Linked DNA regions of Homo sapiens: region 2 is linked to region 1. Evidence: chromatin contacts called from ENCODE Hi-C or POLR2A ChIA-PET data. All regions are on one chromosome and are shown on one strand. The core of a region is the stretch at or near the end of the contact, and the rest is flanking DNA. Distances in the headings are between cores, read along the strand shown.

Evidence for each region. A loop is a pair of places that touch in the nucleus more often than their neighbours do. ChIA-PET counts read pairs that join two places held with the same protein, here RNA polymerase II (POLR2A). Pooled maps may share reads with other maps.
Region 2: a map of breast epithelium shows a loop between it and region 1 (27-fold over the local background). The contact joins two enhancer-like sites. A Hi-C loop is called at or near these places in 3 of 168 maps with a recorded cell type or tissue (CD4-positive, alpha-beta T cell, astrocyte of the cerebellum and breast epithelium), 1 of 37 single-sample maps with no recorded cell type and 7 of 50 pooled maps. POLR2A ChIA-PET finds 5 or more read pairs at or near these places in 9 of 52 experiments (CD4-positive, alpha-beta T cell, OCI-LY7, T-cell and 6 more).

Annotation. Positions count from the first base shown.
Region 1 is chr6:90,248,889-90,255,745 of GRCh38, reverse strand. BACH2 (BACH transcriptional regulator 2) reads left to right here. Exons shown (of 9, transcript NM_021813.4): 3 at 3,156-3,233. Among named protein-coding and RNA genes, the nearest start is that of BACH2, 45 kb to the left of the region's middle. RefSeq lists an enhancer at 4,062-4,151. Within about 2 kb of position 4,130, at least 3 of the 41 ENCODE cell types and tissues checked have a DNase peak (open chromatin) inside an H3K27ac peak, as active enhancers do.
Region 2 is chr6:90,191,988-90,198,844 of GRCh38, reverse strand. All of the region lies in intron 4 of BACH2 (BACH transcriptional regulator 2), which reads left to right. Among named protein-coding and RNA genes, the nearest start is that of BACH2, 100 kb to the left of the region's middle. RefSeq lists a silencer at 3,921-4,215. Within about 2 kb of position 4,393, at least 3 of the 41 ENCODE cell types and tissues checked have a DNase peak (open chromatin) inside an H3K27ac peak, as active enhancers do.

The sequences.
Region 1 (6,857 bases), core at 2,881-5,380:
CTTGCACTTTTCTCTAATACAAATGAATGAACCTTGCTGCTTCTAGCTAGTACCCTTATTCACCTGCTCTTCTGGTGGTATGCAATGCTCATTACATTTTTTGCTTTTGCAAATTTGTCTCATTGTGTTTCCTTTGCTTAAAGTTGGCTGTTTTCTTCTTCCCTCTTCTCTTCCCTTAAATCATTGTCAATCCAAATCCTGGACAACCTGTCCTCTCAGGCCCAACTCAAATGCCATCTCCTCTGTCATTCTCCCCATTTACCACAGTTGAGTGCCTCCTGTCTTCCTGACACTCTTTGGGTCTCAGTTTCACCACTCAGGTGGCCCATGGCTGCCTTGATACTTCTGTATGAGTCTTTCACCTACTAGATTTAAAACTTGATGATAGAACTGTGACTTCCTAGTACTTACTTGCTCTTAGCACAATGTCTTACACACAGTACATTTTTAGTAAACAATTGTTGAGTGAAAATGAATAAATATTGCTTATTGTGGAGCAGATAGAATGAAGTTCAGTTTGGAGAATCAGTCTTGTGTGGCCACAGATCACATGAGGAATGTAAAAATTAAATAAATAAAACAAGCCTAAGATAATGTGTTAGAAGGGGAGAAAGGCCTGTACCGATTTTTTGCATCTCTAATGATCATAGAGATATGATTTGTATTATTTATGTGGGCTAGAAAAGGGGATCTCTATTAGGGCTCTGAAGTTTGTGAAGGCTCCAGCCACCCATCTGATGTTGAAAAAGTCAATTGATTGAGAACCCACTGTATTTACAATCTTGACTTATTTTGGAGCGTTAATGGAGGCAAACTGAGATTTGGGTTGGTTGGTTGTAGGGAGTATAAGTTATATCAATGCTCAGGGGAGTAGTTTTGAGTTTGAAACATTACAATAACTTCTTCAGGCTTTTAAGATGTACATAAAATACTTGTAAGTGGATGATAATGAATTGACAAGAGACCTCTTTATACAGCTAGAATATATCAAGTTGTTACTTTTCTACAAATCTCCTTATAGATTGGGTTTTGCTGGTACTGTTTTTATGGTTGTAGTTGTTTATTGTAGGATAAAAGTCCAAGAGGAAATGTCTCTTAAATATAAAATGTATATTCTAAATATAATATATAGATACTATGTATAAGCTATTTTTCTGCTCTAGGTCCTTTTTATTTTCTTAAAGCCAAACATATTGTGTGTGATTCAAACAGGTAGAGAGCAATTAATTTAAAAGTGGCCTAAAACCCACCTTCCTCTACTACCTTTGAGGGGCATTATACCATTATATGATCCAGGATTTATATAGCAGATTATTTTATCACTACTCCCTTAGAGCAACCAATCAATCAGCTTCATTTTATTAGGATGCTTTAATATACCCATTTTAAAAATGTTTATTTAATATTTTTAAGTAATTTTTGAAAAGATCTAGGAAGATTCACATACTCATTTTTTCATGAACAAATTATGCTGTATACTTAATTGAGTCTGTCTGTAGGGATCATTTATTTCTATTCATCAACTCTTTACCAAGCTTCATACTAGATATTGAGATGATAGTCTATTGATTTTGTTTCTCTCTCTCATGTTTTTCTAGTATGTCTTATCTTTTGGGGTTTATTTCTGGCCCTGGAGATCATTCTTTTATGTCAGTTCTCAGCTAGTTGTGATTTGTTGCTAAATTACCTGCATTCAAGTTTTTATAAATGAATGTAGATATTTTGAAAACTATTTCTTTTAGGATACTAAACAGTAAGACAAAGATACACTGCACAATTGTGTACAAAAGGTCTTTTGGAATATGACTTCTTTGTTAAAAGCAATTTGTGCCATGATAGTTTAAAAAAAATAGTTCGGCAATGATGTTTTCATTTATGACTATGTACATACTGCATTTGAGCAGAGAGAAGTTTTTTATTATGACTAAGGCCTCTGTGTAACCAACTTCAGGTCAAATATGAAATATATGGTGTAACAAGTGCTGTGTTTTCTCTTTAAAATACACTTGGATTCTTCCACGAGGTATATTAAAAATGCTTTGACATCATTATTTCATCTTGAGTTACCCTTTCATTCACTAGCTTGGTTGGAGAAAATTAACTCTTCAATACATGATACAGAAAATCTGTTGATGCAGCCTCCCTCCAGTTCTTAGTATTTAATTTCATGAGGGACATAGCACTTTTCCCCATGTAATTACAGATTGGTAGAGTTGAGCAAGACCTTAAACATCCTGAAGTTTAACACCCATCAAATGCAGATACCTCTTCTAAGGTATCCTAATTTCTATATCGAAAATAATTCTAATTATCAGTTTACTTGGCAAATCTGCCATAATAAAGTCTTTTTCAAAGTTATCTATGCCCAGTTCCCCTCAATATTTCTCATAATATTAGTTCCACAGTCATTCTGATCTCACTCCTTTTTGCTTTCTCCAGTTTATCAGAAAGTTCCTTAAAAGGTAGTGGACAAATTATAGAAGTACCTCCCTTTTTTTTTTGAGGCAAGATTTCACTCCTGTCATCCAGGTTGGAGTACAATGGCGCAATCTTGGCTCACTGCACCCTTCACCTCCCAGGCTCAAGCAATTCTCCTGCCTCAGCCTCCCAAGTAGCTGGGTCTACAGTTGCATACCACCATGCCTAGCTAATTTGTGTATGTCTTGTAGAGACGAGTTTTGCCATGTTACCCAAGCTGGTCTTGAACTCCTTACCTCAAGTGGTCCGCCTGCTTTGGCCTCCCAAAGTGCTGGGATTATAGGCGTGAGCCACTGCACCTGGCCCTAAAGCTACTCTTTCTGAGCAGTTTGAGAGGGACTGTGGCTTATCTGGCCTTGAGAACAGTGTCTTTATTAATGCAGCCTAAGAGTACATTTTTGCAAACCCATCACACTGCCTGTATTGAATCAAGAGGCTGCTGGACCTCCATGTACTGACCATACAGGACCTCACATTTGAGCCTAGTAAACTTGACTATATTCATTTTGGTCTATTTTTAACCTTGTGAGAACTTTTGTAATCCTGTTTCTGGCATCCCTGGTGTTGTGTTTTTGTACCAATACAGCTTCTGGATCATTGTCTCAATCATTGATAAAAATGGGCAAATACAGACTTTCTGTCCAGAGTGATAATCATATCCATTACTTTTGCTTTAGATAAGAGTGTTGCTGTTGATCATCTTTGCCTGGGAAGTTGAATGATAAAGCCAGAAGAAAGCATGCTTTCTGATCATTGTAAGTTTTACTTTTAAGGAAAGAGACTAAAAAAATTTAGCAGGAAATTTAAATTTTATTAATATCATCTCATATACTTTAGAAGATCTAAAACTGTTAAAAGAAACAAAATGGTTTACACTGGAGCCTGGTTATAACCTTTCTTTGGTAGCCCATAGCTGTGGGGCCCATAGCTTTGGGGCCCAAAGCTCTCTTTGATTTGAGTCAGAGACCTTCCCATGTGCCCAGGAATTTTGATTATGGCAGGTGATATTATCAAGTCTTCATCAGATTTGGCTGGAGGGAAAAGCTGTCTGTCACCAAGTTGTGTGAATCTTTGTATTGCTAAAAAGGATACCCGGGCAGTCTTAAAACTGGTGCCTTATGTTATTTGAACTTTAAAATATTGTGATGTTCATGTTTGCTCAGGCTGGCTACTCCAGTTTTGTTACAACATAGTGCTGCTCAGACCATGGTTGAAAGTTTGATGCTAAAAAGCACAGTGTATTTGAGCATAGTCAATTCTAAAAAAAATTTTGTTTTCTTTCTTCCTTCCTTCTCCTTTCCTTTCTTCTTTCTGTCTTGAAATCTGTGGATTGAACTTTCCCACCCCTGGAAAAACAACTCAGAAAGTATATCATGTGTCATCACTATCATCTTCCTTTTATCAGTGCAGGTTTATAGAAAGTGTTCTCATATCATCCTGAATCATTTCTACAAACTATAAAACAAAATTAACTTTCCATTACAATCCTAACAATTGTAATAAATGCTCCTATTAGAAGCTTTTACTTCCATCCTGTGAAGTATATCATGCTGAGGGGAAAGTTGCATCTTCATTAGTCACCCATGACTTACTCCAGGTGTTACCCTCTAAGTTAGAAAGAGAGAGGGCAAAATACCCTGGTGACACATACGTTTTTTAAGGGAAAAAATTCTGAAAGCAAAAGGGTTCTCTCTTTTTTTAATATGACTAGCAAAAGAGTGTTGATTAAGATGTGTCAAGCAGGTGCTGGGTATGTGCTAAACTAATGGTTTTCAGAGTACTGAGTGGCTATTTTTAAATGTTTCTATATCATTCTCAGTTAAGCTGCTGGATGAAAAGTACAAAAGGCTAAAAATATTTACAGTTTCAGTAATGTCTGTTTTAAAAGAAACCATCCGCGTCTATGGCCACACCACCCTGAACGTGCCTGATCTTGTCTAAAAGAAACCATCCTGTGTGATTTTTCTTTATTTCCATTTGAAGGAAAAGAATATTATGGCTTACAGAGAAGTGGTTGAAAGCAGTTTGTTCAACACTGAGGTTTTTAGGAAAAAATGGCCATCAAAAGGACAGTAAGTTGGGTTACAAATCATCAGGATTAAAAAAAAAAAGTTGATTATTATTCCTTGTACTATATTATTATTACTATTTTTGTATTATTAACTGTAGTTCCAACTGAAAATAGTATTATCTTTGAAACTTTTTGTATGGAGTTAGGAGACAAGTTGCTGGTATCAGATTACTTGGGCCTATATCTCAGCTCTATCCCTTGGATATGTGATCCTGGATAAATTGTTTAACCTCTTTGTGCCTCAGTGTACCCATCTGTAAAACAGAATAATAATAGTGCCTTCCTGCTAAGGTTGTTGTGATTAAATGAGATGATGCTCTGCCTAACATGGTAAGTACTCAGTAAATGTTTGTTATGCTTATTTTTTTCATTTAAAAAAATTTTTGGTTAAATGAACACATTTATTCTCTTAACCATTTTTGAGTATATAACTCAGTAATATTAGCTATATTTACATTGTAGTGTAACAAATCTTTAGAATTTTTCATCTGGCAAAACTGAAATGTTTATTATGTTTTAAAAGCTCATTTTTCTTCAGAGTCAGTTACACAGCTGTGTGGACGTAACACAGGAATGCAAGCACCATTGGGGCAGGGAGTTTAGACTCTTCTGTTCACTGCTGTATCACAAGTGCCACAATCAGCATCTGGCCCATAACAGGGCTCAATCAATATCTGTCGAATGAATGAATGAATGAATGAATGAACAGTGAGGCTTCATTTGACAAACTACATGTGTGTTTGAAAATTATTTCTTAAATGGTAAATCCATTTTTATGAGTGATTTTAAGTATACATGGAAAGTTGACTCCTTTCGGAGGGTGAAGTGATTTCTAAAACAACTGTTTTGTAATTATTTAGCAGTTCTGGCTTTGGTAGGTCAACTTTTCTTAAACTGGAAAAAAAAATAGTATTCTTAGTGTAGATTGCAAAAGGAAAGAGGATATGTTAGATGATTTGCCCAAAATTTAAACAGGATTCGCTTTTTAAATTCAAGCCTTTTTGCTTTCATTCAGATCTGGTCACCAGACTTACTTTTTCCTTAAGGCATATATGAATCATCTTGTTCTTTCATTCAGAAATCAAAAGTTCAGGCCTAGATCAGTATTTACCAAAACTGGTGGAACACTACCTTTCCACTGAGAGTGCATTACCTTTTTTTGAGTCTTTGAAAAGAATGTCAGCTGAACATGGTCTGGAAGTGGCCAAAACTCTGTGGGTGGGGAGAAAGGAAGAAATAACCTATCTCCCATTTAAAAACCTACCACCTATTAAATAAACGGCAGTCTTGTTCTGTGGAGTATTCATTTGGGTTATCTATTCTGATGAACAAATACAAATTCTTGGTAGGGTTTTCTTGCTTCTGGATAAAATGCTTAGTGTTGCTTTTTGTTGTTCAATCTTAGGTTTTGTTTCATTTTGTTTTTCAGGGTCTCACTCTGTCAACCAGGCTAGAGTGCAGTAGCGCAATCATGGTTCGTGGCAGCCTCAGCAGCTCCCTGGGCTCAGGTGATTCCCCCACGTCAGCCTCTCGAGTAGTTGAGACTATAGGCACGCACCACCACACCCTGCTAATTTTTGTGTTTGTAGTAGAGATGGGAGTCTCACCATGTTGCTCAGGCTGGTCTCGAACTCCTGGACTCGAGTGATTTGCCCACTTTGGCCTCCCAAAGTGCTGGCATTACAGGCATGAGCCACTGCGCCTGGCCTGTTTTTATGATATGTATTGAAATGCTCCAATAGCATTTTATTTTTATTTAAACATTGCTGTTAGGTAGTTGGCACAAAATGTGTCTTATGCCAAAGTTTACTTCCTTCTACCAAGGAAAGGGGACTCTGTCTCCTGGACTTTGCAGTTATGGGAGGAAGATGACAGGAAGCTACATCATCTGCCAGGATTTTTATGGGGCCACATCACATACAGTGCCTGTCTGTAACTAAGAGCAAGAGCACATCTCTCCTTTCAGCTGATGTTTAGCAAACCCTCACTCTGCTCCCATGGCAAAGACAGTCACTCATCTTCCAAATTGTGGTATCTTGAGTCATTTCCATTATGACTTGTCTTCTGAAAAGTGATAAAGGAAAATCATCTTACCTAGTCATTTTTTCCCATTCTACAAGACAAAGTTTATCTCTGAATCAAAGAGCATAAATCTCTGTTGCCTCTCTGAGATAATAAAATATTTTTATATTTAAATTTTCTGTTAACAGGAAAATGTATAAAACCTTCCCAAATTTTTAACTCCTTCTTTTGATTCTATACCTACATAGGTTTTTATTTGGATTTGAAACCAAATAAAAGACCGTTT
Region 2 (6,857 bases), core at 3,144-5,643, 57 kb after region 1:
AATTATGGGAGCTACAGTTTGAAATTTGGGTGGGGACACAGCCAAACCATATCACAGTCTTCATGTTCCAGGGCTTATGCTGAAAATCTGAACCTTTTTGTACAGAGAGTTTGAGCATCTGATGAATGATTGTGTTGGAGCACCTCAAAGTGAGCTCTAGCCCTGAGACTCTGTGCACCCACTACCGTGTCATATGGATATGGCAATGCCTTGTCTTGAGTGAAAGGGTCATGTGGCCTGACTTAACATCTGATAATGTCAGAAAAGATGAAGGAGAGTCTGAAGAGGTAGGAGGTAAATTAAGTCTTCGGAATAGAAAAGCTGGACTTTGTGTTAAGACCCTATAGGCCCCAGAGAAGAAAGGATCTGTTTTGACATGACTGTAATATAATTTCAAGTCTGAGAGGCCTAGCTGTGAATCATGATAACTTCTTTGAAATATGGCTGCAGCTACTGACCATCTGTCGGGTTCTAACTGAGGTCGGAGGAGAGTCGGTGGATGAGTGGCAGGCAGCTGAAAGACCAGTCAAGGAATCATGGGGGCATTTCAACATGGCTTTATTCTCTGGACACACGGGAGCTGTGGGTGCAAGCAAGCCATGGGCACAAGCAAGCCATGGGTACAAGCCTGAGGATGAGCCACAGGTGCAAGCCGTTACATACAGCATTAGCAGGGTAATTATACCTTTTACAGACAATAGTGGCTCCGAGTCAAGCATGAGCACACATGAGTGGTTACTTAATGCACCTCACATGGCATGGTTACATAACAGGCAGAGCTGTGTGCCTGCACTCCAAACTCGCTGAGTCATGCTGGACTAGATGTCTGCCTCGGCCTATTCTTGACCACAGCTCATCCATTTTCCTTACACCATCAAACAGGTTTCATTTGTAGGAAAGCACATATTCAGTCCCACTTCATTCTTGTTGCTGGTACTTTCACACACATTGTGATTGTTGGTTTTGGAATCTTGTTCATCCTCATTTTTTGAGGATTTAAAGAGGAGTGCCTAGTATTTTCTTAATTAAAACAGGCTTTGCTTCTCTGCGTCCCCTGCCCCAAACCAATGGACTGCCCTGGGCCGTCCTTCATCAGGAGTTTTAATTGCATGTTGATTGAACTGGTAGGTTCTTGTCCTACATCATCATGTTGGACTAAGCCCACAACAGCCATGCAGCCTCAGTAAAGAGGCCCTTTGGATACTCAAAGTGTGCTGCTGCCTTTTTCTTTGTGACTGGTGATGGCTGGGTTCCTACAACAACGGCCAGGGGATTCTGACCTTTATGAATCAGGCAGAGGAATGCTTCTGTCTTCTTTCTCCAAGTCCTCAACTCTGCCCTTTTTCTGTCAATTAGTAGGCCTTAATAGATACAATTAAGAGAATTCTACTTAGTTAATTGGTGATTGGAAACATGATTATTTAGGTACTTAATCTGTGGTTTGTCCATCTCTAGAATATTAACAATTGATTTTTGCCTGATTTTACAAAGGTATCATCTCAGTGGGATTGCTATGTATGAAAGGAAATTTATAATGGAATGATTGCTTCCAATCCAGTTTATTAATTTAAGTACGTAATACTTTAGATTGGCTTTATTTTCCCTTCATTTTTGTGATACAGAGGCCTTATAACGTATAGCTGTTTGCTGGTATTCTTCCCAGCTTCCTATTGTCCTTTGTCTTCGTAAAATAAGCCTAGCAGTATTTTCTATATTTTCAGAGAATCTTGTGCTTTTGAATATATGTACATCATTGGCTTTGTTTTTAAAAAAACTTCATACTGTGTGATAAAATTAATGTAATAAAAAGGTAGAGATGCCTATTTACAATTTGCAGAATAATTTGCAGAAACTCCTCAGTTACTGTTCAGAAGACACATATTTCTAGTCCAGTAGACATCTAGTAAATGATGTTTACTTTTAAATGCAGAGATTTGATTTGACTAATCATAGTTTATATGTTCTTCTGGTTTATTTGGTTTTCTTTTCTATTTTTTTTAATGGAATAGTTTTGTAATTTCTTACCACTCTCAAACTTTAATAAAGTGGCATCTTGAGGCTAGTTTCAGTTAAATATAAATATAAGCAATTAATTAAGATAACCAACCCTAACCAGAGAGATAAAGTATCATCGCGTGTCATAGTGATCAAGGAGCACCTGTTAATGAGAACTGTAGGAAAACTGCAACCAATCATGAAAAAAAAAGTGTTGGGTGAAATTAACAATGTCTGTGTTTCTTGTTATTTCTTAAATCCAACCCATAAACAATTTGCTGTGACAGCTCTAGGCTGGGATTACGGCATTTGGGATGAGGTCTGATTATAGCTAAAAATAGACACGTGTATTGAAGATAAGAAAAGGAATATTAAACAATTGAAATTTTGTGAAAGACTGATGCTGTTTCATTGTAATAATTTCCCCAAAGGCACATTAGTAATGCTGCTAAATACAGACTTTAATAGACTTTAATAATGTGTACTTTAGAGGCCTGATACACAAAGGAATAATGTATAAAACATTCATTATGAAAAATTGCTACCTTTTTTATTTAATAAGAAATCTGTTGAAACAAAACCTATGGCATTGTGTTCTTGGCTATTAGCAGGCTGAAGAATAATTGCTACCTTCTTTTACATTTTTTCACCTATTCTAATCAAGTTGCAATCATATTTTCTTATTTGTTCCATGAATGAAATGGAGATTAAAAAAAAAAAAAGTACTTGCATTGAATGGACCCTTGTTCAAATTGTGGCTCATTCTCTCGCTACCTTCATGATCTTGGGCAAGTTACCTAAAGTCAAAACTCCGTTTCTTTATTTGCAAACTGAGGATTGTTCTACCTATCTAACAAGGTAGGAATAAGTTAAATGTTGACACAGTGGAGTCCCTATGTAACAGACACTCAGCAAATGCTTTCTATTATGATTACTTTCTACATCTCTTTCTCTTTATGTTGCTTGTTTCTTTGAAGGACTGTAGTGGAGGAGCTGGAAGGGGGTTGAGAGTAGGAAAAAGCAATTAAAAAGATACCTTAGCTGCTCTGTAGCCAAGCCTTGCATTGGATTTCAATTTGATTTTAATGTGCTGCTGCTGAGAGCCATGCTGTTGAAAAAGAGAGAAGAGTAAGAAGCAGATGCTCTTAGAAGAACAGTGGGGCATTTATCTCTTTTAATGAGATAACATCATTAGAGTGACAAAGTGCAGCGAATCAATACTCGAAATGGACTGGCGCTATCTTCCCAAAGTGCGCTGATTGTTACACTTCACAACCTTAGAATCCGCTGAATCACGAATTCTGTCTTATCTGTTATTAGAGCCGCTGGCTTTGATCTCACAGACTAGATCCACACCTTAGGGATCTCCAGAGGAACAGGAAAACAGACTAATAGGATAAATGAGAAAAATCCAAGGTGATTTATAAACTGCCCTGTAATCAAGGAACCTCAGAGAAAGGTGGTTGTGCTTGTTTTTTCCTTGGACTTCTTTAAATGGCTACTCATAACTGCCTTCCCCTCTGCTCGCTCTCCTTGCTCTCTGTCTGCTTCTTGGTGTAATGTCAGAAACGCTAATCATGTCAGACTGTGACACTGACAGCCCTGACATTCACAACAAAGAGACAAGGAGGAGAGAGAGGAAAAGAGATGGGGGAGGGGGGAGGTGAGGAAAAGCAGCAGGAGAAGCATTTTTTTATTGCACATAAAATCCATAGCTGCAGAATCACCCACATCTGGACATGTCATATCCAAGGAAAATCAAGGAAGGCACAAGGTGAATTCCAATAGAGATTGAAACTGAGCTGGGGATTTTCCCCTCTTCTTTTAGATTTCATTGTGTAGTTTATATTAGAATTACTGTGACTATGATTTCTTCTCATCAAGAAAAAGGGCATTTACATTTATTTTTCCTTTTTCTTTACTACAGTTTTTCTCTTCGAAACAAAGCAAAGTTAAACACAGATCTTAGCAGGAAGTGTGTGCTGTCAGAGGTTTTCCAATTTATTACCAGATTCCCATAGTTTAATCTGAACAATAGCCAGTTCAGGAAAGAAGTCATGGGTGAGGGATGTTTTCTGACCATGGCAAGGCTGAATGTCATGACAAAGCTGTTCAGTGTCATCCTCAGGCCCTTGGCTTCTGCGGCACCTGCTTAAAGCTGCTGGATGCAGAAAATGCTGATGTTACCTGTTCCCTAACAGTTTGGAGTGGGCTTCCAAATACCTTTGAGACTTCTGTTTCTCTCAGGCACTTTCTCCATTTGGAATAATGCTGGTGAGTGGTCTGCAATCTCTGTCTTGGATCAGTCATGACCTGAAAATCGGCTGCCACATCTCACATGTGTTTTGAATCCAGATGCTATGATCTAAATTGAGCTCTGAGCTCAGGCTGAATCATCCTAGCTTTTCTATAAACATGAGAAGCCAGCTGCCAGCTCGGCTTTTGAGGTATTTTGAACTATAACTCTAAGTCTTACCGAAGATAGTTATCATTTCATTTTTTCTTCATGTCAGAAAAAAAAAATCAAAAATGGAAAATGGTATCCAGTATTTATTCTGTATCAGTTACCCTGTCATAAAAGAGGGTACATTTTTTGTCCATATTCAAACAGAAGGTATTCTGTACCTAGTGACTTCTTTTCAGATTGATTATAAAAATATTGAGAACTTTGGAAAAGGCTGATAACTCATTTCACAGTGTTCTCATCTTTAGTACCCAAGTAAAATTTTACATACTTGGGCTACTTGATAGAAATGCTCCACTTAATTTCAAAAAAAAAAAATTAAGTGGATTATGTGGCGTAGTTGAAGTTCCAGCAACTTTGACATTGTGACTTGTTTAATATTCTTGAGGAAATTCTACTTCTATTGGCAGAAGAGAGTAAATTTATACCCTATGGAGGATTTGAGAGAATTTACCCCAAAATATCTTCCTGTAAATTCAAATTTTCTTTGAAGTGTTTTTAATCCTAAAATTTTACATGGATTGTTCCCTGTGATATGTGATAGGTCCATGTTTGTTTTCATGTAAAATAATTTAAAATTACTTGCCACTTAAATTAATTAGGTCCTATAGTAGGTAATGACAGCTGGTATAACAGATAAGCCCTCAAAATTGAATGGTTTGACACAACTAGTTTCCTTTCTTGCTCAGCTCTCAGCCCAGTGGAAGTATTTCTGATCAGTGAAGTGCTTTTATTGAGAGGTGATTCAGGAATCCTGAACTCAGGTGCCTTCCGTCTTCTGGCCTCACCATCTATTTTGTCTGCTCAGGCTGCTGTAACAGAGTACCACAGACTGGGTGGCTTAAACAACAGAAATGTGTGGTCACACAGTTCTGCAGACTAGGAGTCGAAGATCAAGGTGTCAGCAGGGTTGGTTTCTTCTGCGGACTGTGAGGCAAGGATCTCTTCCAGGCCTTGCTCCTTGGCTTGTAGAAGGTCACCTTTTCCCGAGTCTCTTCACATCATCTTCCCTCTTTTCCTGTGTGTATCCAAATTTTCCCTTTTTATAAGGACACCAGTCATATTGGATTAGGGGCACACTCTCTTCCAGTATGACCTCATTTTAACTAATTACATCTGTAATGGTCCTATTTTCAAATAAGGTCACTTTCTGAGGTACTGGGGGTTAGGACTTCACCATGTGAATTTTGAGGGGACATAATTCATCCTGTAACACCATCTTGCAATTGTCTGCACCTCACTTCTTAATCACAGTCGCCTTGAAGTAAAGCACCATCTTTTCTCATATTCCTTTGTTGAGCACTAGTCACGTGGCTGCACCTGGAGGTGAAGTGGCCTGGGAAATGTAGTCCCGTGCTGAATAGTGATTGTGCTAGATGGCCACATGCACACACAGGAGCCACCCCATCTTTCTCAGAATGTGTATCAAACTCTCCTGTATCTTCCAGTGCTTCTGAGCACACCTGTCCAGAGAGCTCTCAAAAAGGTAATCAGTGTTCAAGTTTGAGAATCCTATTCTAGCATGGCTAGGAATGCTTTTCAGTTAACACCCTAAGGATTTATATGTAAGTGAGTGCCTAAGGTTGCTTACTGTTTTGTTTTCTTAAGAATCTAATATATTCTCAAGGGAATTTTACTTACACTAGGGTTAATCACTTTTTCTTCTTGTGAAACTAGTGAAATCCAAATGAATGAAGTTTAACTCTTAGCCAAAAACTTAGCTTGTGGTTAGAGTGATTTTCTACAGTACAGTAACTTTTTTTGTTACATGTTCTACTATTGCTGAAAAATGATATATTTCCAAGAGGGAGAAAAGGATATTGTGAGTGCAGAAGACGGTTGTATAACCTGCTTTGCTTATCTCAAATGGCTAGACTTTAGTATTTAATTAAAGAAGTCTTGCCTCTCCTATCAAGTTAGTCATTATTTTGAAGGTTGAACGTGGGTTTTGTAAGTGACTAATTGCTTTGTATGTTCCTTTTCAATTACAATAAGAAGTTATGAATTCTCTACATTTAGAACTGCTAAAAATTATTTAGATTTACCTGTTGAATAGGTTTATTCTTTAAAAAAAAAAAAAGGAATCGAGAAAAAATTTCCACTGTAAATTTTTGGATTCTCCAAGGAATTTGTAAGAAATCTCCCATGAAAAAGAGAGTGATAGCAATTTGAAAAGGATAAGTAGTTGCAGTCTGAAAACTCAGTAGGTAGTGTGAAAGCACATTAATACTGAACCATAATATGTAATGTAAGATTTTAGTCATTAAGAAACCACTATATTGCTGTCTTATTGTTCTGTTACTTTAAAACACAGTTTTTACCTAAAGACTTAAAACCCACCAATGGTATTATAAATTTCCTTTTGGTCAAAAAACTGACAGTTGTACTGTAGCAAAGC